Linked DNA regions of Homo sapiens: region 1 is linked to region 2. A link is a contact called in ENCODE Hi-C or POLR2A ChIA-PET data. All regions are on one chromosome and are shown on one strand. Each heading gives the region's core, a stretch centred on a gene start or an enhancer-like site at or near the end of the contact. The rest is flanking DNA. Distances are from core to core; before and after follow the strand shown.

Region 1 (2,700 bases), core at 28-2,527, 320 kb before region 2:
AATATGCTCGATATTATACAAATATGTTTACTGAAGAGATAGCAAATGTCATATGCCAAGGCCAAATCAATTGGGGACATGAGGTATTATTGTCCATGTTAACTTTTTAAGCAAAATATATTCACCTTCAGCTAAAATTTTCATTTAAAAAAGTTAAAGATACCGTCAATAAGAGGATTATAAAGCTCTTTTGACTCATGAGTAATGAAAAGCAACCTCAACATATAAAAGGAATTTTAGCCATTGTGAAATAATATAATATATATTTAAAGCTGTGATTTTTTTAAATCAGCTTTCCTGCAATAGCATATTTAATGTGTCAATGATAGATATTTAAGGTAGCAGAATTAAAATATTAGTAATATGGACGTAATCATGCTTAAAATCTTAATGTTTTAAGACATTTTTCATCAAAATAGGTAACCTCAGTACTTTGCAATTATAAACAATGAGGTGTATAGTATGTACTTTGTTATTATTGTAATAAATGTTAGCTAAAGGATAAACCTTACTTATCTTCCCACCTAATATATTACTCATGAATTGAACTTTCAAGCAAGGGTGGCAGAAAATAAAACAGAAGAGGCGAATGTTAGCTTCCTGCAATCCCATGTGTGTGGGAAATGTGCGTCTAGCGGCAGGCTGTGATTACTGCTTAATGAAGGCTGATATAAACCTCACCCCATGCCTGCCGGAAACAGATTCATTCACACGATGCTCCAGCCTGGGACCAAGGCACGCAGTGCACAAGCAGCAAGGTTGGGAAATGCTCCTGGAAGCAAAAGTCTAAAAACCTGGGCACGAAATGGATGGGATATTCAGGTTTGTCACACGCAACTGGATGGAATTAAAATAAGTGACGTGAATTGACATACTGAAAAATTCAGCGTGATGTGTAATGAGGAAGATGATGTCAGTAGGAAAACACAGAGACCTGAGCCAGTTGTAGGGATGAACGAGAAATAGGCCCCAGCATAAGTCACCCGAATCCCTGTGCTCCCAGCTGTGGACTTCTGCCCTTCCCCTCCCTTCTCCTGTCTCTTTCTCAGTCTCGGCCTTGGTCTGTCGCCTGTAACAAGAACTTTCAGTCAACTTCCAATCAAAGGCACCTAAATCACAGTCACTGAAGCAAGGACAAAGTGCCTGAGTCATACATTAAAGGAGTGGCAGGAATCTTGGCTAAGGGAGTCACTTCGAATTAATACAGAAATGCACATAAATATAAACACATAGCTGGGCGCAGTGGCTCACACCTGTAATCCTAGTACTTTGGGAGGCCGAGGTGGGAAGATCAGTTGAGGTCAGGCGTTCAAGACCAGCCTGGCCAACTTGATGAAACCCTGTTTCTACTAAAAATACACACGAAAAATTAGCTGGGCATGGTGGCACACGCCTGTAATCCCAGCTACTCAGGAGCCTGAGGCAGGAGAATTGCTTGAACCCAGGAAGCAGAGGTTTTAGTGAGCCGAGATCGCGCCACTGCACTCCAGTCTTGGCGACAGAGTGAGACTCTGTCCCAAAATAAATAAATACAGATAGATATGCATGCAGATGGTCAGAGTGCCTGCTGCTATCCCTGGGGGCCGGGCTCAAGTCTCCCTGTGGTATCTGCCGAGTCTCCCAGGCGCATGCCTGTGTCTGCTGCTTCCCCGCTCGGCTGCCGACCCTCAGGTGCTTTTCTGCACCATGTGCTGTGAGAAGCTGGGGCACTGGGGGTCAGGACCAGACCCATCCATGTTCCTAGGCCTCCCTGGAGCACCCAGCACCCTACATTGATGATAAGGAATACCTGCATCTGCATATTTCTATAACTTCATGATGTTCTTCTGTATCTGGCGATGTCATTAGCAGCTATCCCTTCAAAGGTGAACTCACTCAATTCAGTAATTACAGAGGAAGAAAACTGAGACGAGACCGTGATGGGACTGGTGGGTGAAGAGACGACTGACAGCACTGTCTGTGGGCACCAGGCCCTTAGACCCCTCAGACACTGCTTGGCTTCATTCATTTATCCCATCAGCAAATGCTGACTGACATTTTATTTTTCTTACCTCTGTTTCTCTTACCACATAAGAGGTGGTAAAACAAACAGAGGTAAGAAAAATAAAAATGTTTTCCTCCCTTGGGAGCAGACCTTCTCTAAGAAGGAATTAAATGATAAAGACACACAAACACAATGAAGCAGGGTAGCTGCGGATTGTGACAGCTCTCTAAGAAATAAGCCGGGGCCATGATGGAAGGGGGTGGGGATCCTTGAGATGAGATCAAGGACAAAAAGGAAGTCGTGGGACAACTAAGTGGAAAACAGTCCAGGCCAAAGGAAGCCAAGGGAGAGCAACATCCCCACCACAGCGGGGGGTTTCAGGGACACTGGAGAGGGGGCATCATATGATCATGTAGGTTTCTTAGGAAACGGAAGGACATTGGATTATATAGCTCAAGAGAATTGGAGAAAACTTGGAGGGTTTCAGTAGGGACAGGACATGATTATATTTAATTCAAAAATGCCACCCTGGTTTGTATCAGGCACAGATTGCAGAGACCTAGTGCAGGACCAGAGGTGACAGATGGGGTGAGGTGCACCCGGTTATGTAGATGGTGATGTATGGTATTAAAATGTGTGTAGTAGAAAAGAAGAAAGGCCGATAATTAATTACCGTCATCTCAAGAAGTTAGAAAAATGTCAACAAGTGAGCATCA
Region 2 (2,700 bases), core at 59-2,558:
TGCATCTCTCTCGCCGCTCAAGCGCCGCCTCCTACAACACTCCTCCCTGACTCAGCTCGACAAAACTCGTCCATTTTCCACTATTCAGGGAGTTAAATTAAATTTCTTATCACTTGTTTCAGCCACACTGGCCCATGCCGGGCAGCTCAGGACCATCCAGGCCTCCCTCAGGCCACCTACATTCAAGTTTCCGAGGATGCTCTCAGACCAAGGTGGGCGGTGACCCTCATGCACCCCCTATTTCCGCCCCATAACCATCTATTCAGCAATGAGACAAAAATCCCATCTGAACTCTATTCCATAATATGCAAAGCATATGCCCTAAGTTACAAGCGCTATTCAGTTTTCATACAGGAAACACTGTCTGGGTCCCCATAACAAATAGACACACTCTGGGCCTACCCTGTCTTTTGGTGAGTGCTTGCTGGTTGTCCTAATAAGAGAATCTTCCTCTCGGAATATTAACTGCTATTTTTATTAATGAGGCTCTTCTGAACAGTCTTTCTGCAATAACCATTGTAACACTGTTTAAATAGCTTTTTGTGTTAAGACAGGGCCTTCAATATCACCTAAGTAAACCATTTTGATTTAAAGATAATTAAAAACCTTTCTGATGGAAAATTTTCCCCAATGTCCTGTTTAAAATTTCCACTCTTGGTCAAATGAAGTAAATGAATTGATTTAACCATTAAAAGTATTTATTGAGTATCTGCCATGTTTCAAACATTCAGCTAAACAGAGCAGTCTATCAGAAACACAGTAGGTGCATTCCAGTCTCACCACACAGCTTTGCTGACCCCACAGCCCCCCAGGTGCTTGCTGGCATCCTAGCCTGTGGGCACTGACCTGCTGCCATGGCCAAAAGCCGCGTATCCTCAAGAGAACACGAGAGAGCATTGCGAGGGATGCATTCTTGGGAGAAGGTGAAGAACACCGCGAGGGACGTGCTAGAAGCTGCTGGCCTGTTTTCAACCCACAGCCCCAAGAGCCACTGGCTCGAGACTCCTGGGCTGAGGGGCCACGGGGCCACCCCTCTGCCTTCCCGCACCCTGCGCACTGCACGGCTGTCCACTTTGCAGCCTTGGTTGCACTTTCTCCAGCTACTTGCTGTGGAAACTATAATAAAGTTTAGTCTTGAAGGCACTGGGTAACCTCTGTTTTATGGTTTTTAAAAAATCATTCCTCTTCTTTCTCCTCTCCTCAATTCAAAGACACCTGTTTCATGAAGACCAAGTGAGAAAATTAGTTAAGTGTTAAATAAATGCATGTAGAAACTGTATTAGTCTGTTTTCATGCTGCTGATAAAGACATACCCAAGACTGGACAATTTACAAAAGAAAGAGGTTTAATTGGACTCACAGTTCCACGTGGCTGGGGAGGCCTCCAAACATGGCAGAAGGCCAGGAGGAGCAAATCACGTCATACGTGGATGGCAGCAGGCAAAGAGAGAGCTGTGCATGGAAACTCCCGTTTTTAAAGCCATCAGATCTCGTGAGACCCATTCACTACCATGAGAACAGCATGGGAGAGACCCACCCCTGTGATTCAATCATCTCCCACCAGGTCCTTCCACACACGTGAGGATTATGGGAGCTACAAGATGAGATTTGAGTGGGGACACAGAGCCAAACCATATCCAAGAACAAATACACTAAAAGCCAAAACCAAAGCAACCTCTAAGCCTGACAAGTCAGCTGTCCAGGGGCCACTGCCCCCCCACACCCAGAGAAGCTTCCTGGTGGCAGTGAGATGCCTCCAGGACAGGGGACCAGAAGACAGGAGGGTCTGGCCACGGTGGTGAGGGACCCCCAGCAGGTGTCTGGGCTGCAGACAGACGCCTCAATGTTTTCAACTTGGGGAACAGAGCCACACCGTCAAGAGAGACAGCCTTTCACTCACTGCAGCCAAGCCTCTCCGTACCTTCCCAGTCAGCAGCAGTTGTTTCAAGAGATTTCGAAGAAGAAACAGGTTCGACCTCGATGCCAGCTCTACACAGCAGTGACAGAATAGCCCCAAGGTTTAGTCACCTAAAGCCAGTGAGAGAGGAAGTACAGGCGAGCCCCCAAAGCTCCTGTCCAAATGGACAGAAACCTATTTGTCTTGGTTGCCTCCTGATCCCGGCCTCAAACGGTGCTTTGTAATCTCTGTGTTTTCTTTGGATTCACTGAAGTGGGGGATTGTTACGCATTTGTGAGCTGCACTAAATGCTACCTCTTTCAGTAACAACTCTCCCAGGATTAAAGACGATAAAAAAGCCACTGGCTGGCAAGCCCCCAAGCTGAACACAGACCTAGATGTGTATCACCCTCCCCACAAGTTATTTTTTCCACCGAATTAAATTCCAGATGTTTACAAGCACAGATACCTGTGTTTCTCTGGTCAGAAACGTGATGTGGCCCATTGTGTGGAAGCCCAGAGAGGCGCTCGGAGGCCCCCATATCGTGACGCTAAACGCGGAAATCCAGTGAAATCATCTTTGCGAAAAACTGGCTCACTTTGCTTTTTAAGATGCGGTCGTGAACGGGAGCTAGGGCACCTCCGTTCCCCGCGAACCGAATCCATCTCAGGTCCTTCTAGTCGGCATGGCTGCGTGCCCAAACACACCCAGGGTTAAACTGGGGTTCCGCCGCCTGTCCCGTAATCCCACACGGGGGACTTTACGGAGGGCCCACGCCTGGCCTCCAGTGTCGGTGGAACCAG

Evidence for each region. A loop is a pair of places that touch in the nucleus more often than their neighbours do. ChIA-PET counts read pairs that join two places held with the same protein, here RNA polymerase II (POLR2A).
Region 1: a map with no recorded cell type shows a loop between it and region 2 (2.1-fold over the local background). The contact joins the enhancer-like site here to the promoter of LINC01865 in region 2. A Hi-C loop is called at or near these places in 1 of 37 single-sample maps with no recorded cell type. POLR2A ChIA-PET finds 5 or more read pairs at or near these places in 1 of 52 experiments (Panc1).

What each region holds. Positions count from the first base shown.
Region 1 is chr2:633,193-635,892 of GRCh38, reverse strand. No RefSeq gene overlaps it. Among named protein-coding and RNA genes, the nearest start is that of TMEM18-DT, 43 kb to the left of the region's middle. Within about 2 kb of position 1,277, at least 3 of the 41 ENCODE cell types and tissues checked have a DNase peak (open chromatin) inside an H3K27ac peak, as active enhancers do.
Region 2 is chr2:314,892-317,591 of GRCh38, reverse strand. LINC01865 (long intergenic non-protein coding RNA 1865) reads right to left here and starts at 1,308. Exons shown (of 4, transcript NR_146953.1): 1 at 847-1,308. RefSeq lists an enhancer at 2,348-2,700.